Linked DNA regions of Homo sapiens: region 1 is linked to region 2. The links are chromatin loops, found by intact Hi-C in ENCODE. Cell type or tissue: heart right ventricle. All regions are shown on one strand. Links, peaks and the distances in the headings refer to the core of each region. The heading gives the core; the rest is flanking DNA.

Region 1 (16,092 bases), core at 2,732-10,731, 56 kb before region 2:
ATGGGAACAGTTGTTAATGAGATAGTTTACATTCTTTTGAATGTGTGTAAGTCTTTGAAATTCCCTGTTTTTTTTTTTTTTTTTTTTACACTTAGACCGAATGTCATTTTGGACTGGCCTCATTTTCAGTGACCCATGGCCACATGTGGCTGGTGGCAGTGGTTCTGCTCCTTAGGGTATGGAGGATAAGAAAGCGATAATCAATAATTAATATCAGGAAATTAGTCTCTCTGTTGGAAGTGAAAGAGTATTAGGTAGAGACAGATGGAGCCACTGGACCCTGGTCAGGGAGACTGGAAAGGTGAGAAGCCCTGTCTAGACAGGAAGCAGAGCTCCAGGCAGCGGGAACAGCCAGTGCAAAGGCCCTGAGGCGGGGCTGAGCATGCCTGCTCCAAGAAGAGGAAGCTCCTGGGGCGGGTGTGAGCAGGGAAGGGAATGACCTGGAGTCTCAGGGTAACTGCCGGTGGGGCCCGGTGGGAGGTGCAGGGAGACTCCTGGCAGGTGGTGGGGGTGTCAGGAAATGGAGCAGCAGCCGCGGGATGAATGTGGGAGCCCACGGGTATCTCTTGTTCCTCCCCTCAGGGAGCCATGCTGCCGGCGCTGGTCCTCTGTGCACTACTTGGAAAACTCACCTGATTTTTAAAAATTGCCTTGAATGAGGTAGCATTTACATACAATAAGATGCCTAATTGTATATGTGTAACCTGGGGGATTTATTTATTTTTATGGATTTTGGGGTACAGATGTAGTTGCATTATGTGGATATATTGCATAGAGGTGAAATCTGGGCTTTTAGGGTACCCATTACCAGATAATGTACATTATATCCACTAGGTGATATTTCACATTCACCACCATCCCACTCTCCCACCTTTGAGCCTCCACTGTCTATCATTCCACTCTGCATGTCTGTGAGTACCCATTGTTTAGCTCCCACTTACAAGTGAGAGCATGTAGTTTTTGATTTTCAGTTTGAGTCACTTCAATAAGGGTAATGGCCCCCAGCTCCATATATGTTGCTGCAAAAAAAAAACATAATTTCATTCATTTTTGTGGCTGAGTGGTATTCCATGGTGTGTATATATATATATATGTGTGTGTGTGTATATATATATATTTATATATATATATGGAGTAGTATTGGAGATATATATATACATATGTATATATATACGCACATATGGATATATATATATGGAGTAGTATTGGACATATATGTGTGTGTGTGTATGTGTATATATATATATATATATATGGAGTAGTATTGGACATATATGTGTGTGTGGGTGTGTGTGTGTATATATAGATATATATATATGGAGTAGTATTCACACACACACACACACACACACACACACCACCTTGTTTTATCCACCTGTCCATCTGTCCATTGATACCATGGCTTTGCTATTGTGAAAAGTGCTGCAAGAAACATACAAGTGCAGGTGTCATTTTTACATAATGATTTCTTTTTAGGGGGGTACCTATCCAGTAGTGGAATTGCTGGATCACAGGGCAGTTCTAGTGTTAGTTGTTTGAGAAATCATCATACCGTTTTCTATAGAGGTTGTACTAACGTACACTTCCACCAACAGTGCATAATTTTTTTCTTTTCCCCACATCTTCTCCAATGTCTATTGTTTTTTGACTTTCTTTTGAGACAGGGTCTCACACTCTTACCCAGGCTGAAAGGCAGTGACATGATCATACCTAACTATAACCTCAAATTCCTGGGCTCAAATGATCCACTTGCCTCAGCCTCCTGAGTAGCTAGGACTACAGGCCCATGGCAAGACATTTTTATTTTTTGTAGAGACAGGGTTTCACTATTTTGTCCAGGTTGGTCTTGAACTCCTGGCCCCAAGCAATCCTCCCATTTTGGCCTGTCAAAGTGCTGTGATTTGAAGGGGTGGGTTACCCCCCCCCCACACCTGTGGGTGTTTCTCGCAAGGTGGAACGAGAGACTTGGAAAAGAAAAAGACACAGAGACAAAGTATAGAGAAAGAAATAAGGGGACCCGGGGAACCAGCGTTCAGCATATGGAGGATCCCTCCAGCCTCTGAGTTCCCTTAGTATTTATTGATCATTCGTGGGTGTTTCTCCGAGAGGGGGATGTGTCAGGGTCTCAAGACTATAGTGGGGAGTGGGTCAGCAGACAAACATGTGAACAAAGGTCTTTGCATCATAGACAAGGTAAAGGATTAAGTGCTGTGCTTTTAGATATGCATACACATAAACATCTCAATGCTTTACAAAGCAGTATCGCTGCCGGCATGTCCCACCTCCAGCCCTAAGGCGGTTTTTCCCTATCTCAGTAGATGGAATGTACAATCGGGTTTTATACTGAGACATTCCATTGCCCAGGGACGGGCAGGAGACAGATGCCTTCCTCTTGTCTCAACTGCAAGAGGCATGCCTTCCTCTTATACTAATCCTCCTCAGCACAGACCCTTTACGGGTGTCGGGCTGGGGGACGGTCAGGTCTTTCCCTTCCCACGACGCCATATTTCAGACTATCATATGGGGAGAAACCTTGGACAATACCTGGCTTTCCTAGGCAGAGGTCCCTGTGGCCTTCCGCAGTTTTTGTGTCCCTGGGTACTTGAGATTAGGGAGTGGTGATGACTCTTAAGGAGCGTGCTGCCTTCAAGCATCTGTTTAACAAAGCATATCTTGCACCGCCCTTAATCCATTTAACCCTGAGTTTGACACAGCACATGTTTCAGAGAGCACGGGGTTGGGGGTAAGGTCACGGAATCTCAAGGCAGAAGAGTTTTTCTTAGTACATAACAAAATGGAGTCTCCCATGTCTACTTCTTTCTACACAGACACAGTGACAATCTGATCTCTCTTGCTTTTCCCCACAGTGATTATAGACATGAACCACTGCACTCTGCTGTCTTTTGACATTTAATAACACCCTTTCTCCCTGGTGTACAATGATATTTCATTGTGGTTTCAATTTGCATTTCTCAGATATTTAGTGATGTTGAGCATTTTTTTCATGTTTGTTTGCCACTTGTATGTCTTCTTTTGAAAAATATCTGTTCATGTCCTATGCCCACTTTTTAAAAAATTTTACTTTAAGTTCTGGAATATATGTGTAGGATGTGCAGGTTTGTTACATAGGTGTACATGTGCCATGGTGGTTTGCTGCACCTATCAACCTGTCATCTAGGTTTTAAGCCCCACATGCATTCAGTATTTGTCTTAATGCTCTCCCTCCCCTTGTCCCCCACCCTCTGGCAGGCCCCGATGTGTGATGTTCCCCTCCCTGTGTCCACGTGTTCTCATTGTTCAACTCCCACTTATGAGTGAGAACATGTGGTGTTTGTTTTTCTGTTCCTGTGTTAGTTTGCTGAGAATGATGGTTTCCAGCTTCATCTATGTCCCTGCAAAGGACATGAACACATTCTCTTTTATGGCTGCATAGTGTATGTGCCACATTTTCTTTATCCAGTCTATCACTGATGGGCATTTGGGTTCCAATTATTTGCTATTGTAAATAGTGTTGCAATAAACATATGTGTGCATGTGTCTTTATAGTAGAATAGTTTATAATCACTTGGATATATACCCAGTAATGGGATTGCTGGGTCAAATGGTATTTCTGGTTTTAGATCCTTGAGGAATCACCATACTGTCTTCCACAATGGTTGAATTAATGTACACTCCCACCAACAGTGTAAAAGCCTTCCTATTTCTCCACAGCCTCGCCAGCATCTGTTGTTTCCTGACTTATTAATGATTGCCATTCTAATTGGCATGAGATGGTATCTCATTGTGGTTTTGATTTGCATTTCTCTAATGACCAATGATGGTGAGCTTTTTTTCATGTGTTTATTGGTTGCATAAATGTCTTGACACATGTCTCTTCATATCCTTTGCCCACTTTTTGCTGGGGTTGTTTTTATATTGCAGTTCCTTGTAGTTCCTTGAAGATTCTGGATATTAACCCTTTGTCAGATGGATAGATTCCAAAAATTTTCTCCCTTTCTCTAGATTGCCTGTTCACTCCAATGATAGTTTCTTTTGGTGTGCAGAAGCTCTTTAGTTTAATTAGATCCCATTTGTCAATTTTGACTTTTGTTGCAATTGCTTTTGGTGTTTTAGTCATGAAGTTTTTGCCCATGCCTATGTCCTCAATGGTATTGCCTAGGTTTTCTTCTAGGGTTTTTATGGTTATAGGTTTTACATTTAAGTCTTTAATCCATTTTGAGTTAATTTTTGTATAAGATATAAGGAAGGGGCCCAGTTTCTGTTTTCTGCATAAGGCTTGCCAGTTTTCCCAGCACCATTTATTAACTAGAGAATCCTTTCCCATTGCTTGTTTTTGTCAGATTTGTCAAAGATCAGATGGTTGCAGATGTGTGATGTTACTTCTGAGGCCTCTGTTCTGTTCCATTGGTCTATATCTCTGTTTTGGTACCAGTACCATGCTGTTTTGGTTACTGTAGCCTTGTAGTATAGTTTGAAGTCAGGTAGCCTGATGTCTGCAGCTTTGTTCTTTTTGCTTAGTATTGGCTTGGCTATATGGGATCTTTTTTTGGTTTCATATGAAATTTAAAGTAGTTTTTTTTCTAATTCTGCAGAGAAAATCAATGATAGCTTGATGGGAATAGCATTGAATCAATAAATTACTTTGGGCAATATGGCCATTTTCATGATATTGATTCTTCCTATTCATGAGCATGAATTTTTTTCCATTTGTTTGTGTCCTGCCGTATTTCCTTGAGCAGCGGTTTGCAGTTCTTCTTGAAGAGGTCCTTTGCATCCCTTGTAAGTTGTATTCCTAGGTGCTATTCTATGTCCACTTTTTTTGAGATGGAGTCTCTCTCTGTTGCCCATGCTGGAGTGCAATGGCATGATCTTGGCTCACTGCAACCTCCGCCTCCTGGGTTCAAGTGATTCTCCTGCCTCAGCCTCCTGAGTAGCTGGGATTACAGGCACGGGATACGAGGCCCAGGTAATTTTTGTATTTTTTTTTAGTAGAGACGGAGTTTCACCATTTTGGTCAGGCTGGTCTCAAACTCTTGACCTCGTGATCCGCCCGTCTCAGCCTCCCAAAGTGTTGGAATTATGGGCATGAGCCACCACGCCTGGCACCATGCCCACTTTTTAATGGGATTATTTTTAATTGAGTTATTTGAGTTCCTAGTGGATTCTCAATATTAGTCTTTTATCAGATACACTGCAAATATTTTCTTTCATTCTGTAGGTTATCTGTTGACTCTGTTGATTATTTCTTTTGCTGTGCAGAAGCTTTTCAGTTTAATTAAGTCCCATTTGTCTAAGGTAGTTGATGTTGGGCTTCATTTTGAGGACTTAGTCATAAATTCTTTGCCTAGATCAATATCCAGAAGAGTTTCTCTTAGGTTTTCTTCTGTGATATTATTGTTTCAGTTCTTGCATTTAAGTCTTTAATCACCTTGAGTTAATTTTTGTATATGGTGAGAGACAAGGGTCCAGTTTCATGTGTCTGCATGTGGCTCTCCAATTGCCCCAGCACCATTTATTGAATAGGGTATCTTTCCCCAGTGTATGATTTCTTAACTTTGTCAAAGACAAGTTGATTGAGGTATCTTTCTTTATTTCTAGGTGTCTATTTTGTTCCATTAATCTATGTGTCGTTTTTTATATCAGGCCCCTGCTGTCTTGCTTACTATAGCCTTGTAGTATAATGTGATACCTCCAATTCTATTATTTTTGTTTAAGATTGGTTTGGTTTTAGGATTTTAGGATTGAATTTTAGGATTTTTTTTCTAATTCTATGAAGAATGATATTGATAATTTGATAGGAAGTGCACTGAATCTCTAGAAAGCTTTTGTCAGTATGGTCATTTTAACAATATTGATTATTCAAATCTATGAGCAAGGGATGTTTTTTCATTTGTTTGAGTCATCTATTTTTTTCATCAGTGTTTTGTAGTTCTCCTTGGAGAGATCTTTTACCTCCTTGATTAAATGATTTTGGTATTTTATTTTTTGTAGCTATTATGTATGGCCTCGAGTTCTTAATTTGGCTCTAAGCTTCATTATCATTGGTGTATAGAAGTACTGATTTATATACCTTGATTTTGAATCCTGAAACTTTAGTAAAGTCATTTATGAAATCTAGGAGTCTTTTGGAGTAGTCTTTAAGGGTTTCTAGGTATAAGACCATATTATTGGCAAACAGAGAAAGTTAGACTTTCTCTTTTACAATTTGGATGCTCTTCATTTCTTTTTTCTACGTGATTGCTGTTGCTAGGACTTCCGGTACTCTGTTAAATAGGAGTGGACAGTGGGCATCCTTGTCCTCTTCCAGTTCCTAGGTGAAACGCTTTCAAGTTTTACCCAATCAGTATGATGTTGGCTGTGGGTTTGTCACATATGGCCTTTATTATTTTTAGCTATGTACCTTGTATGCTTAGTTTGGTAAGAATTATCATGAAGAGATGCTGTATTTTGTCAAATACTTTTTATGTATCTATTGATATGATCATATGATTTTAATTTTAAAGTCTGTTTATGTGGTGAATCATATTTAGTGACTTACATATGTTAAAACAATCTTGCATCCCTTGAATCAAATCCACTTGATTGTAGTGTATTATCTTTTTGATGTGCTGCTGGACCAGTGTGCTATTATTTAGTTGAGGAATTTTGCATCTATGTTCATCAGGGATATTGGTCTGTAGTTTTCTATTTTTGTTGTGTCCTTGCCTGGCTCTGGTGTCACGGTGATGCTGGCTTTGTAGGGTGTTAGGGATGATTCCCTTCTTTTTGATTTTTTGGAAAGATTTCAGTAAAATCACTATCACTTCCTTGTTGTACGTCTCATAGAATTCGCCAGTGAACCTGTTTGGTTCTGGGCTTTATTTTCTTCAGAATTTTTTTTATTACTTATTCAATTTTACTACTCATTATTGGTCAGTTCAGGATTTCTATTTCTTTTTGGTTCAATCCTGGAAGGATGTATATTTCCAGGAATTTATCCATTTTTTCTCCATTTTCTTTTTTTTTTTTTTTTTCTTTTGGGACAAAGTCTCACTCTGTCACCCAGGCTGGAGTGTACTGGCACAATCTCAGCTCACTGCAACCTCCGTCTCCCAGGTCCAAATGATTCTCCTGACTCAGCCTCCCAAGTAGCTGGGATTACAGGCATGCACTACCATGCCTAGCTAATTTTTGTATTTTTAGTAGAGACGGGGTTTCTCCATGTTGGCCAGGCTGGTCTGGAACTCCTGACCTCAAATGATCTGCCCGCCTCAGCCTGCTAAAGTGCTGGGATTATAGGCGTGAGCCACTGCACCCAGCCCATTTCTTCTACATTTTCTTGTTTGTACACCTAAATTTTATTCTTTCTTCCGCACAACTCAGAGTCTTTTGCATTTTGCTTTCCTGTCTTTTAAAGGTATCTTTATGTGTATGTATAAAATATTTTATATATTATATAAACATACATAATACATAGTTATATATAATATATATTATATATTATACATAAATATGACCCAACTTCTTCTAACTTCACATCTGTATTTCCAGCTCTTTGGGAAGCTTAAATCAACTTCAAAACCTCCACAAATGAACTCACTATCTCACGTGCTAAGCTCACCAGCAGCCAGGCACCCAGGATGGAAGCTCTGTCAAGTAGTTCTCACACTCAGTTGGCAAATTCAGATTCCAAAAGTCTCTTGCGGCTCTCAGACCCCATGCCCTTTCCCAGCCACTGTGCTCAATAGCCCTGTGTTTCCACAGTTCCCACTTCTCTGTCCTGACACACCCTGAGTCTTGGCTCCCTTTAAAACTGTTGGTTTCAATTTTTAATAATCAGAAAAGGTATAACAAATGCTCTTGCATTCACACAAAAATCAATGGGGTTAGCATATACTTCAGTTTATAACAAACATTTCTAAAGTGATTGTACCATCTTACATTCTTGCCAAAGTACAATAGTTCCTCTTGCTCCACAGCCTTGCCTTTGAGGCTGTCAGTTATTTTTTCCCCCGTTATATCCAGAAATAACCATTGTTAACATTTTCTAATCTCTCTCTCTCTCTTTATATATCAGGATAATGCCACATAGATTATTCCTTATCTTTTTTCTTTCTAATATAGTATAATGTTCTTCTATATCAAGAGATACAGATGTGTTGGCCAACATCTCCTCAACGTTCCCCCTGCTCCATTCCCTGGTCTTCACCATTCTACTCATGGCTTCTATAAGTTTGGCATTTTAGATCCCACATATAAATGAGATGATGTAATGTTTGTCTTTCTCTGTCTGGCTTAACATAATGTCCTCCAGGTTTATCTATGTTGTCACAATTGACAGAATAACACATGACCTTCTCTGTTGCATCTCCCCCAGTGCTCTGAATGCTGTCTCTCGCACACCCCTTTCAATATTTTGCTCTCTGCTTAAGAGAGCCCTCTCTGCTATAGGGCAACCACCCTCAATCTCACTAGTGTGGCTCAAAGGCCCTGCTGGGCACAAGGCACTGCCCCCACCAGCCTGCACTTCCCACACAGAGACCCTCCACAAGGGAACCCTGCAGATCCCTGCCAGACTGTTCCCTCCCCGCCTCCTTTCTAGCCCTCGTTCTGAAATGCTTGCTTTGAGCCGCTTCCTCATTCTCAGTCCTAGTCCACAGTCTCAGCACAGGTGCCTTCACTCACAGGAAGCCCCCCTCCTTCGGACCTCCATCCGCCTAGGCTGGGGCGGGCTCTTACTTGGTGGTGCCTGGCATGATAGCTGCCCATCCCTGGGGTTGTTGCTGTCTGCAGCCTCCCCAGCACCCAGCACCATGTGAGCACCCAGCACGTGGTGCTTCTCGAAGTAGGCTATGAACTGACGGCCACAACAGAGAATAAGCAACAGATTTGTGTACAGTGTTTATTTTGCATCATCATCACATTCTTTTAATTCTATAATATATTTTAATATAAGGCATCATGAGTAATTTTCCAAATATTTTTAGTTATTTCAGTTTATTTTTCCACAAGACTTTTAGTATCTTCAAAATTATTGTCATGTATTTTGAATGGAACACAATTAACTATAGATTCATTTGAAAAAAATTACCATCTTTACCTTATTTGTTCTTCCCATACAAAAAAATAAGCTCTAGTCATATTTTATCTCTCTTCTCAGTAAATTTTTCTTACTTTTCACTAAGAACTTGCTCATATCTTTAAAAATATTTTATTATGATAAAATACAGATAACATGAAAATTGTCATTTGCACTGTATTTAAGTATAGAGTTTTGCATCATTAAATACATCACATTGGTGTGCGGACATCCCCATTCTTCAATGAAAGAATTTTTTATCCTCTCAGATGAAACTTTGTACCCATTAAACATCAACTACCCATTTCCCCTATCCCTTAAGCCTTCCTTACCACCATTCTATTCTAAGTCTCTGTGAATGTGGCCAGTGTAAGTAGCTCATATAAGTTGGATTACATGGTATTTGTCCTTTTCTTGTCTGATTTATGTTCCTTTGCATTATTTCCTCAAGGTTCATTCATATCGTGGCATGCGTCATAATTTCCTTTCTTTTTAAGATGGAAGAATATTTCCTTGTATGGGTATATAATAGTTTCTTTATCCATTTATTTATCAATGGATATCTGAGTTGCTTCTACCTTTCGGCTATAGCGAATAACATTGTTATGAATATTATGAACAGTATTTTGCAAAGTACTGTGATACCTTACCTTGTTTTAATATGAATAGACTCTCCCTTAGCTGAGAAAGCCGGATGGACTCCATTTGGCTCCTTCATTTGCAAGACATCAAGGGCTCCTTACCCACCCCCTTCCTCAAGGACTTAAGTTGTGCAAGCTGACTCCCAGCACATCAAAGAGTGCAATTAACTGAGAAGGTACTGTGGCAAGCTATGTCCACAGTTCCCAAGAATTCACCCAGGTGATAGTACCCCCACGTTTGTGTCGCATAGATAGCACCCAAAAGCCCTCACATCTATCACCTTGTGATGAATTTAAAGCCCCTGCACCTGGAACTGTTTGTTTTCCAGTAACCATTTGTCTTTTTAACTTTTTTGCCTGTTTTACTTCTGTAAGATTGCTACAGCTAGGCTCCCCCTCCCCTCTCTAAACCAAAGTATAAAAGAAAATCTAGCCCCTTTTTCGGGGCCGAGAAAATTTTGAGTGCTAGCCGTCTCTCGGTCGCTGGCTAATAAAGGACTCCTGAATTAGTCTCAAAGTGTGGCATTTCTCTATAACTCGCTTGGTTACAACAGTACCTTTTTCTTTAAAAATATTTCTGTCCATTTTCTTGCCTCTAGAGGTGAGATTTTGTTCTTCACACATTCCAATTAGTTTTTGCTAGCTTCTAGGAAAACTACTGATGCTTGAATTTTTGCCAGGGATTCAGCCATGTTGCCAAATACCGATACTGATTTTCATAACATTTAAGTTGATTCTTCTGAGCTTTCTAGACACATGAAGAAATCTTCTACAAATAAGAGTAATCTCATCTTTTCATTTCCCATACTTTTAGCTAACTCAGTAATATACCTCTTTGCATTTGCAGGAGGTAATGTCTTATGTGTCTTTTTATTCCCAGGACTCAGCATCACACAAGGCACCTAAGAGTTGGTTAAGAGGCACTGGCCGAGTAACAATTTGTGCTTCACATGGGGGCATGTGAAATGCTGTCAGGTGTCACCCATCTTTCCTCCTTTGCTGTATGCATGTCTTACTAACCAATAATTACATAACATAATGCAGGGCTCAGTGTCACTTTTCAAATATACTCTTTCATTTATTTCTTAAGTTACAATGTGCAGTAATGGTAATAATTTTTCCCATTGTACAGATAAATTAACTGAGTCTCCTAGAGATTACATCCCTTGCTCTCTCAGTGGGGCTCCCCCCGCAGTTTCTCCTTTACCAGTGAGACTTCATTCTCTCAGCTGCTGGGAGTGTGGCCACTGAGGGCTCACAGCTGAGTCCCTCTGTGGGCATTGATCTGAGTCAAAAGAAGCTGCTTTGTCCAAATTCATGCCCTTCCTGGAATTTCCTATTTCAGATAAATGGCTTCTATGGGGATACAAAGGCCTGATTCTTTTGCCCCAATAGGCCACCACTCTGAGGCCATCCCCGTTGCAGAGCTCTCCATGGGCCTTGCTGTGGCCTCTGCTGAGCTGCACCCCAGCCTGACTTCTCCCTTTGCCCTGACCCACATCCCTGCCTCCCCAGCACATGCCTCAGTGAGCCTCTTGCCTGTGAATCTCCATCTGAGTCTATTTCCAGGAACCCTAACCAAGAGATGGTGGAGTCAGGGCCCACACCACAAATATCCTGCCTTTTAAACTACAGTGGGTGTTAGGTCTGTGAAAGTATGGAACATTTTTGTTTAGGAGATTGGATATCTCCCTTCAACAGATGATCCAAATGTTCTCACACCCATGAGACCCGCTGAAGAAAACCAATGCTTCATCTGTAAAGTTACTTGTTACCAAAAATCTCTTACTCAGCTGGGTTTTTTTTTTTTTTTGCCTCTTTATCCCTAGTGAAATGAAATCCAAAGTGTCCATCTGTATTGGACTTGGTGAAATATTTTCACATATAATTTTCTTTGATCCACCTGATGAGGAAGGTTGGGCAGGTACCAGAAACCCCTTATACTCGTAAGTAAATTAGTAGGAGGTAGGTTGAGGATAAGGTGTCAGGTCATGTAATTTTCAGCTTAATTATGTTCTTGTCACACAGTAAGCTTCATTTGCCTCCCTGGCTCTGGGACTGACACTAAGTAATGTGTCAGCTCCATTGCTCCTAGGAGAGTCCTGGCTGCAGATAGCTGGAGTCCTGAGAAACACTGGCTGCCTCTCCCATGATGACACTGGTTATTTACCAAAGGCCGTGGGTGGTGTTCACAGAGTCGGTGCAGCGTCGTCAGCAGGGGCCCAGGTGTTTTCCTTCCATCTTCTCCATTGTTCCTTGGGCTTTTGTTCTTGGGCACATGGCTCATGAGTGAAAGGTGGACACCATAGCCCTAGACATCCTGTCTCACACCACAGCCTGAAAGGTGAGGAGTAAGAAGGAGCAGCAGGAGGCCACAGGGCATGAGAAGAGTGTTGGGGGTGGGGGGAGAGAGTGAGAGAGAGAGAAAACTCCCCTCAGGGAGCCTTTCTCTGTTTATCCAGCAGATACTCTTTTAGTAGTAACCTGGCCAAGTGCTTGTCAGTTGTTGGCTGGACCTGAGATCTATTTCCCCAGAGGTGAGGAAGGCTTGAAAGTCCATTGCCTCAGGAACAGGCAAGAGGAAGGGAATTGACAATGGCTGTTCAGGTTTCCAGAACAAGGTCCCTTAATATGAGAGTTCATTGAGAGCTTATAGAAACTCCACTGTACTCTGAAGTTTATGAATGTGTTTATGCAGAAGTATGCAAACACACACACCATTTCTACAATTTTCATCAGATTCCTAATGCAATCACTGACTGCGCACCATTTCAATGTGTAAGTATGGGTGCTGAGATGTGAATGGAATTTTCTGAGCTTGTGCTGAAATTAAATGCAGACCAACCTCTCAAAACTTGGATGTTTCTTACTTTCAACATAACTAAGCAGCAGACTACCTCCTCCTTACATTCAGTGGAAGTAGAATACAGGAGACTGAAATAGATCAAGCACTCTAAAGCCAAGCTGGAGTCCACCTGCTAATTGCAATCATCGTGTCCACAGGAATGATGAGCTCTTTGCTAGTAAACGCTCCTTAGGGAATGTGAGCAAAGATACCCTCTTTTCCCCAGGAGCTCACAGTGTAGCTGAGAGAGGATCTATTCAGAAATACTCAGTGTCATGAAAAACAAGGAAAAAATGTATTGAATTCTAAATGACTGTTGCAACTCAGGGGGCAGGGGAAACCCCTGATGCTGAATATCAACTCCTGATTCACTCATAATTAATGTGCTATTAAGCATATGCAGGCATATCAACCACACCAATAGACATTCAGCCATAGCATTTGTTAGTTTTTAAAATGCAGACATAGGGAGGGTACAATGAAAAACAACCCATATCATCACCCAAACACCCATGGATGACATTTAAAATAATTAGAATAATTAGAACAACGTGACATTGTAATAACATTCAAATGAAACAGAAAAATGCAAAATTCTTCTCTTCTTTCTTTTTCTTCTCCCTTCTCATCCTCTCTCCCTTTCTCTCTCTTTCCCTCAGATGTGTTTCTGTGTATACATATGTGTATATGTCTGTGTATATGTCTATATACACACATACACACATGTGTTTATTTTTGTTTTTGGAAAGAGCTTTGTATTAACATACCATATAGATCTTGTTTTCTATAAAATAATATATTCAAAGTGTATTAAAATTTTTTTTCATTTTAACACATATATTGCTAATTCTTCTTAACGATGGTTTCATCATGTGCATGCATAATTTATTTATTCCCTCTGCAGTCATGTCATCATTTTGATCATGCTGAAGTTTGTGCTATTACCAGGATGCTGCCATCCTATCCACAGGTTTCACTGAGTGCTGGTGACACAATGGATGATGTGAATTCCTAACAGGGATTGGTGTAGGGGGTGGGCATATGACCCAGCCCTAGCCAATGAGACTGCAGGGGTGGTGAGCTAGGGGGTGCATAGGAGGAGCCTCCTCACATTCAGGAAGGAGGTGTGGAACAGAGGCTCTTCCCAGGGCTCTTTCTGCCTCTGGATGTTGGTGTTGATGATGTGATGTCTGGAGCTGTTGCAACCACCTTGCTACCAGCTTGAGGCTGAAGCTTCAAGAACAGGAAGGTAAGGCTGAGAGAATCCCAAGGAAGCAGAGCATATGCTGGGAGTTCTGTTCCTGAAGCCTGCCTCACCCAGGGGCTTCTTATCATGAGAGTAGAACATTCCCTTTGCATTCAAGACATTTTTAATTAGGGACTTAGTTTACATGTGGCTGAAAGCTTCTCAGCAGGTCCCAAGGCCTCTGCAGTTTCTTCTGCATGGTTTCTCCTTCCCTCACCTCTTCTTCAAGTCTCCTTCTACTTTTGTGGCTGGTGGATTTGTCTCCTCCCTCACGTCCTCCTTTGCCCATGCACTATGCAAGAATACTGGAGTCTGCCCATGTGTGTGTGAGTGGCACAGACAGGAGGGGCGGGCCTGACGTCCCTCCCCGATTATTCTGTTGGCTCCCAGCTGCAGGCAACACAGATGTAAAACTGTGACCAACAGGTGAGATGACTTGAAGAGATACTTTTTCCAGGACAAACTCCTGCACATTCAATGAGCTAATCAATATAGCACATCATGATACATTTGCACAATTTTGAAGCTCACTACACAACAGTGACAGTTTAAAAATGCTGTGTTAGTGAGCATTGTTAATACAAAGAGTCTTTAAGATCATCAATCTTATGTCTAGAAAATTTAGAAAGCACTAAAATCTTAGAGTTCACAAATGAGAGGAAACTGCAAGAGGCTTTTACGAATTTGTCAACAATCAGGAAAGGTTGCAGGATATTACCAATATGAGTTTTGAAGCAGAAAAAGGATGTTATGTACCATTAAGTTCACAGATCATCAAACAGTTAGTGGAAAGACTGGTTTATCTTTCTGCTATATTTATAAAAGTTCTGGTACAAATTCAATGTCTTATGATGAGGCAAATAGTGATTCATTAGCTGAATATGGAAACATAGGCAGAAAATATTACAGAGTTGTGTCAACTAGTTAATTAAACAAAAACATTATATGAGACAGTAAAGATCATGTGGATTAAGGGAGGGCAAATCTGCCCTTTCATCTGCAGGGTGGATAGATGGACTGATGTGGTCAAAGCCAGTGGCATCATGAACGGGAAACAATGTTTCTCTCAAGCTGCAGCTTTGAAATGTCAAGCAGCTTCTTCCTTGGCTGACAACTGCTTTCTGACTCAATGGAAGACCTTGTTCTCTAGCGTCAGGGCTGTCAGAAACTTTGCTTATGAGTAAGAAGAACATCCCACTGCCTGGAGGATCTAGGTCCACCTTTACACAGAAGCACAGAGCTACAGAGAAGGGGTTTCTGGACAGAACGTTCCACATTTGCCTGAACCTTATGGGTTCTGAGGAGATAGGAGGAGCTGAGGAGATAGGAGGAGCTGAGTACAATTTGCAGCCCAGACCTGACCCTGGCTCCTTTACACAGAAGCCTGCCATGCTCTGAGTGCATCAATACACCTTCAAAATCCCTTCCTCCAATCCTGTGATAACCTTTTTTCCTTTGTTTGTTGAATCATGTGAGGATCCTTGTGTGACTTTATTCCCTTATTGCAACAACCCAATACTGAGTGTGTTGGCTACAGTACTGACTTGGTGGCTGATTATTTTCTGGATTTTGTGGGTGTCTGTTATTTTCTGGAGTTTGTGGCTGTTTGCAGTATATCTCAGTGTTTTAAAAAGTGAGTATTTTGCCATAATTTATTTTCTTTTCCCAAATAAACATTAACTTTTGTGCTTTCTTTTGTATTGCTAATATTGCTCTATTTTTCATACATAAAGCCCCCATATTGTATGAGCCTCAGGCCCTGCAGCACCTGGTCTGCCTGTGATCATGAAGAGAGTCCACCTGCCCAAGGAAAGACTGTGCCGTCTCATGCTTCCCAGGCCTCCGATGCACTCATCCCTCCTTCCAGAGTGATTTCTCTATGCTGGGTGAGGGGTTTCCAACCTCTGCAGTTTCCATCTTTTACCTCTGATCTGGTGCATGATTTTTTCTAAAGGAACTCTTAGAAGACACTTAACATGACCTGATCAGGAACCTTCTTTAGCTTCTTCCAAGGACACAGCTCAGTGCCCAGAAGATGGACCTGTTCACTCTCAGCTTCCCCGCATCCTGCTCTGTTCCAAGGGAGCAGACACACAGGGAAAAGTCGGGGGAGTCCTGTGCAGAACCCCGACGTCACACCATCTTCCCCAAGGAAGATAGAATTGTGTCAGAAAGGGACTGTTTTTCAAAAAATCAGCTGTTCATTGTGTGCCTGGATGGTGGTCCCTTTGGTCAATAAACCCTTCATCCACATGGAAAATTATGAGCACTTCCGTGCAAGAAAGACTTTGCCCCCAACCAC
Region 2 (16,092 bases), core at 4,221-12,220:
GTGCTTGTGCAGGAGAGTGCATACACAAACACACACACACACACACACCATTTCTAAATTTTTCATCAGATTCCTAATGGGATCAGTGGCTGCACACCATTTCAATGTTTAAGTATCGGTGCTGGGATGTGAATGCAAAGCCGTGAGCTTGCACTGAAATTAAATGCAGACCAATATCTTGAGATTCCCACGTTCGTTCCTTTCAACTGGACTGAGCAGCAGCCTACGTCCTCCTCACATTCAATGGGTGTAGAACATAGGACACTTTCTCTTCCTCCAGGAGCTCACACTATAGCTGAGCAAGGGTATATCCAGAGACATTCAGTGCCTAGAGAAACAAGGAAAAATATACTGAATACTGCATGGCTGTCATAGTTCAGGGAGCATGTGGAAACACCTTACACTGAAAATCAACTTACCGTTAACTCATAGTTAATGTGCCTATGCAGGCACATCAACCATGCCAATAGGACATTCAGCCATAGCATTTGTTAGTTTTAAAAATACAGACATAAGGAGGATGCAATGAAAAATAACCTATAATCTTATCAGCCAAACACCCATGGCTGACATCTAAAAATAATTGGAACACACACAGATTGTAATAATATTCAAATGGACCACAAAGCCACAAAGATGCAAAATTTAAAAAATAAAATCCAAACCACCTATTTTCCTATTCATGCTACAAGCTCTCTTCAAAGATATCCACAGTTAATAATTTCTTATGCTTGTATTTCTTCCTGGAAAAATGCAGATGATAGCTTGCCTCTTTTTCCTCTGTCTCTTTCTCTCTCTCTCTCTGACGTGTATGTGCATATACATATATGTATATGTGGGTATACATGTCTATATATACACTCATACACATGTATGATTAGTTTTGTTTTCACAAAGAACTTTGTATTAACATGCCATATATACCTTTTTTCAATAAAAATCTATTCAAGGTGTATTAAAAATTATTGCCATTTTAACACATATATCCTTATCTAATTCTTCTTAATGCCCATTCCAACACATGTGCACCCTAATTTACTCTACCAGTCTACAGTGGTGACATAGTTTTAATCATGTTGAAGTTTGTGCTATTACCAGGATGCTGCCTGATCCACAGGTTTCACTGCGTGTTGGTGACACCATGAATGATGTGAATTCCTAACAGGAATTGGTGTAGGGGGCGGGCATGTGAACCGGCCCTGACCAATGAGACAGCAGGGGTGGTGAGCTGGGGAGTGGGTAGGAAGAGCCTCCCCATAATCAGGAAGGAGGTGTGGAACAGAGGCTCCTCCCAAGGCTCTTTCTGCCTCTGGATGTTGGTGTTGATGATGTGATGTCTGGAGCTGTTGCAACCGCCTTGCTACCAGCTCAGGGCAGAAGCTTCAAGAACAGAAAGGCAAGGCTGAGAGAATCCCAGGGAAGCAGAGCTACATGCTGGGAGTTCTGTTCCTGAAGCCTGCCTCACCCAGGGGCTTCTTATCATGAAGGTAGAGCATTCCCTTTGCATTCAAGACATTTTTCATTGGGAACTTTGTTTACATGCAGCCAAAAGCCGTCTCAGCAGGTCCCAATGCCTCTACAGGTTTCTTCTACATGAGTTTCTCTTTCCCTCATCTCTTCTCCTGGTCTCCTTCTACTTTTGTGATTAGTGGATTTGCCTCCTTCCGCACATCCCCTTGGCCCATGCACTATGCAAGAATACCGGAGTCTGCCCATGTTATTGTCAGAGGGGGGTTTCCAGGAAGCTAATGGTATTTAAGTGCAGGGCTCCTCACAACCCCAGAAAAGGGTCTGAGCAGGGCCGAGCAACAGGTGTTCTTGGCTGGATGTTTTCTACAATTTTAGAAAGTCAAGTATTTAAACTGCAGTTATTCAAGAGCATTGCCTTTGTTTACTCTGACTTTCTCTTTCCCACTCTCCTCCTGCATGCTGTGTGGGTGGACACAGGCATTTTGGTATCTGGCTAAGAGGAAGCTGAGTTGGGACGCATTTAACCTGGGGTGAGGGGAACACACTCCTGTGGTTCTCAGCCACTCCTGGGCATAGTTACGTTGTCTCTAGAGACCCTGTTGTAAAAATGGCCCCAGGCCTGGCCCCACCATCCGCCTAGGATTTGACCCAAAGCAGCAGGGACAGAGACGGTTCCTAGTTCAGGACAATTCCCAGCACCACACATGGAAAGCCTGTGATCAGTGCAGAGGAAACAAGGTTTGCAATGTGTGGAGCCAGACGCCACTGTGTAGAAAATTATTCCCAGCAGAATTATGGGCAATTGTGAATGGATGATCTCTTTCTTTTTGACACCTAGTCAAAAATGGAAGTTTTCTCCTGTTGAAAATGTACTCACTAATCTGATATATATAATTAGTGCACCATGTAATTGTTTTTACTTTTGATGGGAACTTTGATAGAAATCTTGATTTTTGACATTTGTAGAGCACAGACCTTTGTTTTGAAACTGTCCACAGCAAGAACATATGCATGTGCGTGGCACAGACCCGACAGATGGGAAACTCCCTCCTTGCCCTTCTTATCCTGATGACCTCTGGCAGCTCCAGGCAACACAGATATAAAATAGCGACCAACAGGTGAGAGGGCTTGAAGAGATACTTGTTTCAGGACAAACTCCTCCTGCACATTCAATGAGCTAATCAACATAGCACATAATGATACATTTACACAATTTTGGAGTTCACTACAACAGTGACAGTTTTAAAATGCTGTGATAGTGACATTGTCAATAGTCTTTAAGATCCTAAGCCATAAGTCAAGAACATTTAGAAAATACTAAAATCTTACTGCTCACCTATGAAAGGAAACTAAAAGAGGCTTTTCCAAATTAGATAATAATCAAAAAAATTGCATGATATTACAATTACGAGTCTTAAATTAGAATGGAAACATTATATGCCATTAATTTTACAAGTGATCAAACCTGTTGGTGGAAAAAGTGGCTTATATTTCTGCTATATTTATAGAAAATTCTGTTACCAAATCAATGTCATATGATGAGGCAAGCAGGGATTCCTTAGCTAAGTAGGAAATATAGGAAGAAATTATTATGTGTTTGTGTCAAGTAGCTAATTAATTAAAAAAATTATATGAGGCAATACAAATCATGTGGATTAAGGCAAGGCAAATCTGCCCTTTCATCTGCAGGGTGGATGGATGGACTGATGGGGTCAAAGCCAGTGGCATCATGAACAGGAAACAACTTTTCTCTCAAGCTGCAGGTTTGAAAAGTCAAGCAGACTCTTCCTTGGCTGATGACTGCTTTCTGACTCAATGGAAGACCTTGTTCTCTAGCGTCAGGGCTGTCAGAAACTTTGCTTATGAGTAAGAAGAACATCCCACTGCTTGGAGGATCTAGGTCCACCTTAAACCAGAAGCACAGAGCTACAGAGAAGGGGTTTCTAGAAAGAATCTCCACATCTGGCTGGACTTTATGGGTTCTGAGGACACAGGACCTAGGTCCACTTTGCAGACCAGACCATACCTGACCCTGGCTCCTTTACACGGAGGCCTGCCATGCTCTGAGTGCATCAATCCAGCCTCAAAATCCCTCCTTCCAATCCTATGATAACTTCTTTTCCTTTGTTTGTCGAGTCATCTGAGGATCCTTGATGTGACTGTATTCCCTTATTGCAACAAGCCAATATTGAATGTGTTGACTACAGTACTGATTTTGGTGGCTGGTTGCACTAGGATATGTGTTATTTTCTGGATTTTGTAGATGTTTGTAGTATATCTCAGCATTTTAAAAAATGAGTATTTTGCTGTAATTTGTTTTCTCTTCGTAAATAAACATTAACTTTTGTGCTTTCTTTTGTATTGCTAGTATTGCTCTATTTTCCATGCAGGGAGCCCCTATATCACAGGAGCCTCAGGCCTCACAGCATCTTGATCCATCTGTGCTTGTTGTGCCGAGCGTCCACCTGCCCAGGGAAAGGCTGCACTGTCTCACACTTCCCAGGCCTCCGATGCACTCATTCCTCCTTGCAGAGTGATTTCTCTATGCTGGTTGAGATGTTTCTAACCTCTGCAGTTTCAGTGTTTTACCACTGATTTGGTGTGTAATTTATGTTAAAAGAACTCTTAGAAGAGGTTAATATTTTGAACATGACCTGATCAGGGGAGTTCTTTGCACTCCTCTAAAGATCCAGTGGCTTCGGGACACAGCTCACTGCCCATCTCTTGGCCCAGAAGAAGCACCTCCACACTCTCAGTTTCCCTGCCTCCTGCTCCCCTCCAAGGGAGCAGACACACAGGGAGATGGTGGGGAAAGCCCTGTGCAGAGCCATGACTTCAACCCAAACTTCCCCAAGGAAGAAAGAATTGTGTCAGAAAAGGGAATGATTTACACGAAGTCAGCTGTTCACTGTGTGCCTAGGTGGTGGTTGCTTGCGTGAAAAAAGATCTCTTATCCACGTGGAAAATTATGAGCACCTCGCTGCATGGAAGACTTTTCCACCAACCACCACCTGCTGCTCTGCCCTCTGCACCTGTCTCCCAGCAAAAGCATGAATCACTAAGCACACCCTCCACCGAAAGGTTGAGGCCCAGACTTACATCTCCCCAGCTCATGGCCTCCTGGGCTCTGCTTCATTCCTACATCCCAAAGATTCTGTTAAATCCCATCGCGGTGGAGAGCAAATGGAAGCAGATGCTTCCTACTGTCCCTGTCAGACCATTCTCCTCCTGGCTTTCTAGGGTAGCATATGGGGTGCTGGCCTCAGGGCTGTTTGGGCAGATTTCCCTTTGGCATTTTACCCTCACTGTTCATGGCAGCAGCCCTCCCTCACTGCAGCTGTAGGCATGGAAGATATTTGAGAGCCCTGCCCCAGAGGCACTGGCCGTGAGGGCTGCACTCCTCTGTCTTGAAATGGCAAAAGGAAGGGCTGTGCAGGACGGGCTACATCTTAGTGGATTTTTGTGACACAAATATCCACTATTCTACAGGATGATGCTGACAAGAAAAGGATGTGTTCTATTTATTAAATAGAACCTCCTTGGAAAAAGAAGAGAGTCCATTGCATGGCAGTCCTGCTTGTGTTCTAACTTTTCCATCCCTAACATTAAGCTTGACATGAGGACTGGTTTTCAATTCAAGTCCAGATAATGGACCTGTGGGCGCGAATTATTAAAACCTTCATAGGGCACCGCCTCCCAGCGTGGGCTGCACCCTCCCAGAACGGATGACAGCAGGCGCTGCTTTCTCTGTGATCTTGCCCATCCTTGGTCTGGTTGGCATTTCTTCCAATCAGTTACACGCACACAAACACACACTTTTGGACTTTGTTTCCATGTAGGGGCCTAAAATCTCCTATGGAAAGAAGCACACATCGATTGCTATATGTTTAGTGTCTAGGGGATTTGATGAGAGCAGCTCAGTCCCTGGAGTCTGCTCAACTCTGCAAGCACAGATGGAATCTACGGCCTGGCGAGCTCCACTGAGGCCTGGCCCCTGGCTGTGGATATAGCCAGCCCCCTCCTCCTGGTCTGACCAAGAGCTCAGACCAAAACAGCAGCCCAGCTTCGCGGGCAGCAGCCTGGGCCCACTCCTCTCCCTGACCCCCTCACCAGGGGCTGCTGCAGCTGAAGGCCTGGGTCCCGAGCCCCTGGCTGCTCGCTCCCTGCTCTGAGGCTCAGGTCTCCTATAGCAGCAGCTCCCCTGACAGCCTTGCTGTGGCCATGTCAGCTCCCAGATACTCCTCTGATCTCCACACCAGCAGGACAAGGAGGTTTCATAAAGGAACTGCGGAAACCTTTCTGTGTGCACATCCCTAGACAGCCAAGAACTCAGAGGGAGGCGATGCTACTGTTTAATTGCAGGAAGTGGGGGGCTGTGAGAAGCAAGAAAAAAGGAGCAAGGACAGAGCCCCCTGCTGAGCAACAAAGTCCTCCTGCTGCCTTCTCTTTTGGCTCCTGGTGCAGGCACATGGGGAGACCTCCCCCAGGGTTGGGGCCACCAGTCCACGGGTGGGAGCACTACAGGGGGTGGGAGTAGGAGGTGGTCAGTGCGGCTGGCCTTGCACAGACCCCTAGGCTTTCCCACACCTGGATTTCACCAGGGACATTCTGTCCTTCAAGGGAACTTCGTAGATCTGGAAAGAGCAGAACTGTTTCTGTGAAAGGAAAGAGAGGGGGACAATCAGTGTGGGTTGCAGTTAAATCAGAAGACACCCAGGTATATCATTTCAGAGTGGGGCAAGGACAGATCCAGGTGAGACACTGGGTTCTCACCCTCCCCCGCTGAGTCCCAGAGCACTGAGCCCGACTGCACAGTGACTGTTCCATCACCCCTCTCAAGGCTCCAAGTCACCAGGTGGCATTGGGCCCCCACCCCAGCCTGCAGGATTCCTGCCCCAGCACAACCCGAGCTTGTGCATGGCCTCGGGAGCCCCAAGGGTGCAGGGCAGGGGGAGGTGGCTCACTGCCCCCAGCTCCTTCCACCTCCAGCACTCAGGCCAGCACTAAGAGGGACCAGAGGGAAGAACCCAGGGAACTGGAAACTGTAACTCAAAAGGGTAGTGAGGAGATGACAAGGAGAGTGTGGCTCTCCCCTGAACAGAGACCTCACAAGAAATCCTGGGTTCTTAGAGAAGCTGGTGTTGGGTGAGCTGGGGCAGGTCCAGGGCTTCACTGCTAACAGGCATTTAATTCCCTCTAATCTGCTCAGAGAGGCTGTGGCTGTGGGCAGGTGCATGAGGCTGGGATTAGACAGAGCCTCTTCTCTCTGACCAGAACCCAGCCCTCCTCCAGTCCAGCAGGCAATACCCCAAAGCACACAGGGTGGAGCTCCCAGTACCCCCATTCCCAAGCTAAAGCCCTCTTAGCAAATCAAATTAATCACCCGTCTCCACACCACCTCATCTGCACACACATAGGCGTCTCCATAAGCTCACCCCAACCCTCACCCACACAGATCTATGCATGAACCCACATGCATACTCCCTCAAACATCCATCTACCCACATACACACACACTCTCATGTACCTCCCACATGTGGGCACACACATGCTCCATTCCACATACACCCATATATGCATACCACCCCCACATACATGTATGTACACATATAACTCCACATTCACACACACATGCATGCCCCTCACAACAGGCACCTGCACGTGTGTGCACAAACCCACATGCATCTCCACAGGCACATGCGCACACCCATGCATGCATGGCTTTCATGCATCTGCACTCATGCTCCATTCCCTTCAAAACATGTGCAGGAGCAGACACACACACACACACACACACACACACACACACACCACTCACACCCCTCTGCACTGCCTGACATCCCTGACCCACATCAGTCACATACCTCCTTCAACTGTGGCTGGTCACTGAAGAGACAGTTGTCCAAGTCTGGCTGAGACTTAGTGCATGTGGTTAGGTCTATCTTCATATCAAAGAAGTAGCTCACCCAGCCCACATCTACAAGCACGAAAGAGCAGGGTGCATGGGAAGCACACTGTCAGTTCCGTGCACACACAGGCATTTCACTGTGATTGAGTCACTGGGTTTGCCTGGGGCTTCATGCCTGCCTTTCTGAACCGCCCACACTGTCACCCACAAGGCATACACACTGGCTGGCAGTGGCCCCGGGCGCCAGGCCTCCCTGATAACTTGTTTTCTCTAAGTAACTGAAACAAGGTGTCTCATGCAGCCCAGTAGGAGGAGAAGCAAGGGCAGGGCAGATGGAAGCCAAGGCCTAAAACCCCCTTCATTGGATTCAGGAATAGAAGGCACAGCTCTGGGGAGCCAGCCAGGGTGGGGCAAAGAAACAGTCCTGGCACCAGGTTTGCAGGGCGGGTTTAAGCAGCAAGTGAATGCTCTTTCCCACAGCAAAGGATTAACTGATTTCTGCTACTTGTGGCTCAGAGGCCAGGGACACTTGACCTGTCCTAGGAAGGCTGTCACCTGATGATGAAATTTCTGCTAACTTCCAGCTCCTGGCATCCAGCCCATAGAGCATCTCATTCCCTCTATTAACCTAGATTTATTTATGCTTCATATACAGCAGGAAATGAGAGGCTTCACATGCACAGATGTTTTAGGCCAATAACATATTGTCTCTGTAGGATCTCCATTCTAAGTGTGTTGTTGGAAGCAATATTTCTAAAGTGAGCAGCACACCTGCATGTCTTATATTTGTGATTGCAGAGTGGAATTGAGCCCTTTTCCCTGCACAAGGCCTCCTCCAGACATGAATGGTGAGAACTGTGAAGCAGTGTGAGACAAGGAGCCCCGGGGACCACGTGCAAGTCCTGAGATCTCTCTGGTGTCAGTTTGCTCACTGTAAAACATGCTTCAGGGCCCAGTGATCCTTATCATCCCATGTGAGTGTCACACTTGAGAGAGGGGTACAGGCCAGCAGGGATCCTGGCAGCAGGGAGTGCCCCTCCTGTGCAGGGAGAGGGCCCCAGCTGACAGCTGCAGGAGGAGAAACGGGGCTGGTCTGGACTCCTCTGAATTTCCAAGGGAAGGTGGAGGAGAGCCAAAGGCTGTGTCACTGTTTGTTGCTGTGCCATGGGATGCAGGTCAAAATGGAACCAGTAGCCCTGCTGAAGCTCCCTCCCGACCTGACCCCCTCCTCCACTATGCTGGGTGACTGCTGTCCTCATCTGGTTGAGGTCTGATGCTATGTCAGCTGGCAAAAGCAGGGTCAGGCGTGCTCCACCCCAGAAGGAACTCAGCTGCCCTGGGCTGTCGGGGGTGGTCAGCCAGCCTGAGGGTGAAGGCCACTCGCCCTAGGGGGTTGTGCCCAGGGGTGTGACTTTGGGAGGGAAGCAGGGCTCTGCAGGACAAGGAGCTAGGCTCCGGTGTGGCCCCTGCAGAGAGGACTCAGGGAGGAGGATGAGCCTTATGGCCTGGATCTCATCCTGAGCAGCACCAAGCCCACCCAGAGCCAGCATAGTCTCCATCCACACCTGCTGGACCCTGGGAAATGCCACGGTCATGGCACAGACCCAGGAGCTGATGCAGGTTAAAGGAGGCCAAGTGGACAGGACAGGGCTGAGCTCATGCACTCATGGCCCGGGAGCGTCCTAGGGCATGAAGGCTGTCAACAGACAGTCAGAGAAAGCTGAATGAGTCTGAGCATTAGATCATGAATGTGTCAGTGCTGATTTGCTGGGAATGCTCTTGGGGTTAGGGGGCAAATCTGGCTGGGACTCAGGACCCCTTGGGTGGTGGCATCACCCACCTGCTGTTGGCCTGGCAGCACCTGCGGGGTGACTGTAGTGTTCATCATTCTCTCCTTGTTGTACTCACTGATGGCGAAGTCCAGGGCATGCTGCCATCTATCATCATTAAGGTCTGCATCACAGATGTCACTTTGAATGATCTTTCTAGCCAGAGCTGGGGGACTCTAGGCTAGGGCCACAAACAGGGCAGCCAGCAAGGGCAGTGGAGTGTGCAGGGGCCAGGTTGTGGTCTGCTGGGACAAGGACAAAGAGTGAGAAGGGGGAAGTGCAGGAGAGTGAAGGGGCATGATCCTGAGGCAGGGAGCCCAGACCAGCAGGCAGCTGTGCATTAGGATAAATGGATAAAAGCAAGACAGCCTGGGGGCCCCCAGCCCCACGTCCTTCCATGCCCTGCCCCTAGATTCTCCCTCTCTTTCTGCCCCTCCTCTTTTTCCTTTGTCTCCCATTCCATCTCCCCTCACCTCTCTCCCTGCCTAAGTCCCCCTGTTCTTCCAGGCCCTTCTCCTCCATCTCCCCCTTCTCCTAACTCCTCTCTCCAATCCCCAGCTCACTTCAGTCTTGCCCTTCCTTCCCAGTGCTCCCAAGATTGGGTCACCCTGGTCTCCAGAAAGGTGACACTGCTGTCTGTGTTGTGAAACAAGGTGACCTTCTACTTCCTTAGAAAAGGGAAAAATAAAAGGCTTGGCATCCTGGGGTCTTCAGATGTCAGGGAAATCTGAGAGCACTTGGTGAAAGTTGGGAATCCCTGGCGCAGGGAGACTATTTTAAACACTCCTGGAAGACCTTGTCCATTCCCTGTTCTGGGGAACTTCTTTGCCAAACATAAAGGAATTAACCTTTTGGGAAAAAGTCAGTGGGTTCTCTTTTCATAACTCATTATTTAATAAACAAACCTGTCACCAACTTCTCCCAGCACCATGTGGTCTAGAGCTTGGGATGGAGCCTGGGTGACTGAGCTATGGACGTGACATTGCAGAGCCGCTGCCCAACAGATTGTGACATGAACCCATGAGCAATTTTCTGTTTTCTAGGAAACACATTGAAAAAAGAAAAGAGAAACTGGTGAAAATAATTTAAAGAATATCTCTTTTTTAACCTTATATATCGAAAATATTATTTCAACACATAGGAACAACAATTATTAATAAGAGAGTTTACATTCTTTTGGGTATGTGTAAGTCTCTGAAATTTTTACACTTAGACCAAGTGTCATCTTGGACTGGCCCCATTTCCAACATCCCATGGTCACCTGTGGCTGGTGGCTGTGGAACTGCACAGCCGAAGTTAGGGTGTGTGTGGAGATGGGGAGCAGTGATCAGATGAGGGGAGTAGATCTGTTCTGCAGGAAGTGAAATAGAATGGAGGGTGGAGAGAGATGGGTGCCACCGGACCCTGGTCAGGGAGGTCTCTATGAGACTGGAAAGGTGAGAAGCCCTGTTTAGACAGGAAACAGCTCCAGGCAGCAGGAACAGCCAGTGCAAAGGCCCTGAGGTGGGGCTGAGTGTGCCTGTTCCAGGAAGAGGAAGCCCCTGGAGGGAACGTGAGCAGGGAAGAGAAGGACCTGGAGTCTCACAGTAACTGGGGGTGGGGCCAAGTGGAAGGTGCAGGGAGACCCCCTGGCAGGTGGTAAGAGTTGGCAGTACAGGGATCAGCAGCCGCGGGATGAATGTGGGAGCCACACTTCGGGCTCCTTTCCTCTCTTCACTGCTTGGAAAACTCATCTGACTTTATGACATTACAGTGAATGAGGTCGGATTTACATACAATAAAATGCCCAATTGCAAGTGCCCAACTTGGGGGATTTCATAAATGCATATACCTGTGTTACCACTTTGTCCAGACCTGTGACATCTGCCTTGCCCCAGATGGTATCCTCTTGCCTCTCAAGCCCACTCTCGTGCCCACCCCACCCTGGCAGCCCCTATCCAGCCCTGTAGACTCCTTTGTCACCTGTCCTTGAGCTTCCCAGGAATGGAGTCCTGCAGAGAGAGCCCATGTGTGTCTTTGTCCTTTGCTCAGCGTGGCTTTCCAGCGAGCCCTGAGTTGCTTCATTGCCAGGATTGTGAGTTCTCCTTCTCCCCAGATGAGGAGATGGGTCAGCTGGGTGCTCTGTGGGGTGACAAAGTCCCCAGCTCGGATGGCTGCGGGCCTGGGCTGGAATGTGACTCCAGGAGTGGGGAGGGTGGAAGGAGGCTCTGAACAGACAGCTGCTCCCTTTGTTCTCTCAACCCCACCCTCCATGCCTAAAGGTGACCCTGTGGCAAATCCCTTATGGTGAAGTGGCAGCCTTGGCCAGAAACGCCAGGAAATTCTGGGCCTTTGCCAGGGACCCAGAGGACTCTCCTGGGAGTGGTGGAGGTGAGGGTTGGCCAGTGTCAGCCCAGACCTGCTGTAATCCTGGGTCTCAGCCATGGCTGGGGCTGGATCAGCAGGAACCCGGCAGTGGGAACAATATTACTTACGGATGCTCATATTCATTGTTAAGATTGGGAAACTTGTTACCCAAGGCCAAGTGACCCTCTCACCCACTGTGAATCCAGCACCCCTAGAAAAGCTGTGCACCCCAGCAGATACAGTAGGAGGCCCAGGGATGGTGTTTACTGCTGGGTGAGGGAAGGAAGGCCCTCAAACAGGGCAGCGCATGATGCCTCCTAGTTAGACAAGAAAGACTGGGAGCTCCACAGATAAGAGAAAGAGGGGTCAGCCCCTGGCCAGGTACTTCCAAGCACAATGGTCATCTCCCAAGTGTGGGGGTTGGTTCTTCTCTGTGGCCCCCAGCTTCTTGAAGCCACTGGGGCTCCAATCTCAGGAAGATGTGTTGTACAGAGGGTAAGATTAAATAATCACAAATCTCCTAACTTCTATCACTAGGAAGAAGGTGCAGGTCACCCAGATAGGGGGAGGGTAGTGGTGAGTGGAATGTGGGGGAAGAGGGGCTGGAGTGCTGACCTGCACCCCTGAATGTGATGACATTACCTATGGTCATCCTCTGTCAGGACACTAGCATGTGCTGCAGGGAGGGCCAGCTGTCCTGATCAATGACTGCTGTAATCCTAACAGGACAGACAGCATTGGTGGGCACTCTCAGGAGCTACGGGAGCCAAGTCCAGTGCGGGTGATGGGAAGTGGAAGGTTAGGGTAGCTGGACAGCTGCTCCAGATATTTGGTGACCTTAGGCAAATGTTTTGCCTTCTCTGCATCATGCATCTGGAGAGGTGGGCGGCTTTGTAAACAGTAGTGTCTGACAGTTCAGAAGCAGCAAGATAAGCGGGCTTCAGGAGTGACATTTAAGCATGATTGAAAATGACTCAGTAGCATGATGTGGTGGTGCACCTGTAATCCCAGCTACTGGGGAGGCTATGACGGGGGATCCCCTCAAGCCCTGTAGTTCCAGACCAGCCTGGACAACATAGGGAAACTGTGCAGCATAGACCCCATCTTAAAAAAAATAAAACATGACACAGCTGTGTATGCCTTGATTCCTGTAACCTACAGCTTCAAGGACAAGGTAATAGGGACCCAGAGAGAAACAATGGACCCAGGACTGAGCCTGGGGCCTCCAGCACCCAGGTAACCTGGAGAAGTCCAGCTGCACAGGAGGGGGCATGTTTCCCTTCTGCCAGGTGATGAAAAAGAAAGCTGTGTTCTCCCAGGCTGTGTGGGGTACTATTGATCTCATGATCTGAATTAGTGAGAATTTAGGTGAGTGGCAGAAGTTCTCTATAATAAATAAGCAATAATAAGTGAACACTAAACAATGCTATAATAAATCATCAAGCACATAAACATCTACTAAAGGTGCAAGTGGTCAGGACAAGTTGGCCAAGAGTTGAGATTCTGCACATTTGGGTTTTGAGAAATTAACATTCAGCATCTATGGTAGGAGCTTGGACAGAGCAGCCACTTGATTTGCTGGTTTCTCAAAGGGGAAGCCCAGAAGCTTCCTTTATAGAGTGCCTGGAGTTCTCTGGGGTCAAGCCTTCCCTTACACACACCCTCCCTCCTTCTCCCTCCCCACCAGATGCTTCTAGACCATGGGCCAATGTTGGTATCTCATTTGGTTTTGAGATGATGCCACATCATTGGGAAACTGTGATACTCATGGGGAAGGCTGCTGACAGCCCCTGCCGAATGTGACGAGAGGGCAGAGCCCAGTGTCTGAGGTCTGACTGTTTTGAGCTTCATGGGGAAAAGAGAATCCTTGGGACATTTCTGCTCAGGGACCAGTATATGAACAGTGCTCGTGGTTTTGGATTATAAGTTACCACTGACTTTCTCAAGGAGTGCATTCACCAGAGCAGAGCCAGTGACTGAAGAACCACACAGCCTAGTGAAGAGGACAGGGAGAGGCCTCCAGGAACTCGGGTTGCTAGCTGGGGCAGGCTGGGCTGCGCCTGACTCCCTGGGCTGCAGACTGCAGGGGACTGGCCTCAAGGGAAACAGATGGCTCTGAGCGGGAGAGCAATCCCCTTGGCATCTCTGGGTGGTCAGACTTTCTTATCCTGTTTGGGTCACTGCTGGGATTTCCCTGTCACTGTTTGTGTAACCTTAAATATCAATTCCTTTAGCAAAGTGCAGTGACTGTGGAGAGTGGTTCCTGTTCCTGGTTGGAATCCTGTTCAACTCAATCACTGAGTGCTGGAGCTGGAGCCAGAGGCCATCAGGACAGCCCTGCCTGCTCCTGTGGCCCTGCCTGCCCTTTCCTCCTGTCACAGAGGGGCTGGATCCAGAGATAAGACTCACCTTGACCAAACCTTAGTTAAGCTCGTCTGAGCCACCTTCTTCCCTTGGCCTCAACCCTAGTCCCCAGCCCCTACCTCCTGCTCTTGCGAGGGCTGCAGTGCCCAGGTTTAGGAAAGAATCCTGCTAAGTCAGTTCAGAAAGAATCCCCTCACCCTTGGTATCTGATCACCCTCAACATCTGACCAAGTTCCTCATTTCTCAACTTTGATGTCTAAGGCTTTGTCCTGCCTTTAGCAAGAATATTGTTAGGTCAATTTAGCAAGAAACTCCCACATTTGATGTCTCTGCTTAGTAATTTTTTTTAATCTATTAACCCTGCTCCCTGCTCCTTGGCTATATATCCTCACTTGCCCTTTTTATATTCATAGTTGAGCTCTCTCTCTTTTATTGTGAGAGTGTTGACCCTATTGCAATTATCTTGAGTCATCTCAACCAAGCTCAGGCTTCCAGCAGTGAAGCTCCTCATTGCCCTGCCCATGATGTTATCACTGGATGTCCTGCAGGCATCACCAGTTCTGTATGTCCATTGACCTTCATTTTGCCCATAGACCTACCCTTCGACTAGTGTCCCCATCTGTGTTAGTAGCCCCATCCTTGCCCATGGCTGTGACAAGAGATATATTTGTGACAAGATATTCATTCTCTTGGTGCTTCTGTTTCCTGATTTGTAAAACAGGAATGACAATGATTACAATAGGCTGTGTAATAAGGAACTGCATGATCTCATTGGCCTATGGCAATGACCAGTTATTTTGCTCACATCTGCAGTCCAGCTGGGAGTCACTGACCTGGAATGGGATTGTCTGAGCTGGCTCTGCTCCACATCTGTGATCCTTCTCCAAGGAGATAGCTGACATTTTTCATATTCTCGCATGGCAAGAGCAGGGTGCAAGAGGGCAAGCTGAATTGCACAAACTTGTTTCAAACTTCTGGTTACTTCACACCTTTGGTTAAACTCCTTTGGTTAAAGCAAATCACACGGCCCAGCCCAAAGGAAGTGGTGCAGAAGTGCACTTTGCCATGGAGAGTGGGGTACAGGGAGTGAGTATTTTGAACAAATAGATTTAGTGTCAGGAAAACTAAATCAAATGCTTGTGAGTTGATAGTGCAGTGCCTGACATACCTATTGATTGATCAATTGATCTCATCTATCTAATCTATGTATATATCTATGTATCAAATCTATGTATCTGTCCATATATCATGTTTCCACTCTATTCCTCATCTTTCCCCAGACAATAATAATTAAAGTCCTGTAAAATTCTCTGAGTTGTATTTTCTTTCTTTTTTTTTTTTTTTGTTCTTCACATTGCCACAGCTATGAGAACGCTCATGGATGTCTTGTGACTGTCTGATCTTTGAGGAATCTTCACTCTACTCTGTGCCTCCACTCCTGTGCTGTCCTACCCACCGCAGCAAATCAGATTGTGATCCTTGGTTCACAGCCTCCCATGGCTTCCGAGTGTCCTTAAATTGAAACTCTGATGAGTACTTGGCATCTAAACCTGTCCCTACCCTCCCTTGTGCCTCCTGCAGGCAAGTGGGCTCTGGCCTGGCCTGAACTTTGGGCTGAGAGTCTGGACTGTTCTGCACCTAGAAATTTGCTCACAATCCTGAGTGCACCTGGTCCTGCACCTGTTTAAGATTTTTTGAAAGGCTCACCCTCCGGGGGCAGCTTGATGGGTTTGATAGTTCTAGTGCTATAGAAAGAGGATGCAAGCCGGTGAGAAGGCAGATGGAGAGCATGAAATGTAGGCTGGATTCAGAAGGAAAGGGCTGCCCTCCAGCCGCCCCATGGCAGTTGCAGACACCAGCAGAAACCACAGTCTATGGGGGAGGGGATTTTCCCCCTCTCTACCCCACATGGGGTGGACTGTGGGTCTTTGCTGGGAGAGCTGTTCAGAGCATCCTGTATGCATTACCTGCTGCTGCATCAGCAGCCACCCTGAATTTTCCTAGCTGAAAGTCACGTAATGTATGGATTCTCACGACTCTGGAGCTGTCCTCGGCTCTTGCGCTGGTCTTGCTGGGTTCACTCGCGGGCTGCATTCAGGTGAGGTAGGCTGGGAATGTGCTCAGCAGGCACAGTGGGCATCTCTTTCCAGGTGGTCTTTTAGCCTTAAGAAGGTT

The links. Hi-C counts contacts between places; a loop is a spot of excess contacts. Peaks named below come from ENCODE experiments on the same cell type or tissue, not always from the same donor. Only the 100,000 strongest peaks of a DNase experiment are listed, where the experiment ranks them.
Region 1: a loop joins it to region 2, with 5 times the contacts of the local background. A loop is called at or near these places in 3 of 110 quality-filtered maps.

What each region holds. Positions count from the first base shown.
Region 1 is chr20:23,858,693-23,874,784 of GRCh38, forward strand. No RefSeq gene overlaps it. Among named protein-coding and RNA genes, the nearest start is that of CST5, 13 kb to the right of the region's middle. RefSeq lists enhancers at 2,131-2,939, 8,094-8,621, 9,170-9,995, 9,996-10,821. In heart right ventricle, for the core only: no CTCF peak of the experiment used is centred there; no DNase peak of the experiment used is centred there; H3K27me3 peaks cover 2,163 bases.
Region 2 is chr20:23,912,730-23,928,821 of GRCh38, forward strand. It overlaps the pseudogene CSTP1. Among named protein-coding and RNA genes, the nearest start is that of CST5, 41 kb to the left of the region's middle. RefSeq lists an enhancer at 4,953-5,744. In heart right ventricle, for the core only: no CTCF peak of the experiment used is centred there; DNase peaks (open chromatin) are centred at 7,662 and 8,492.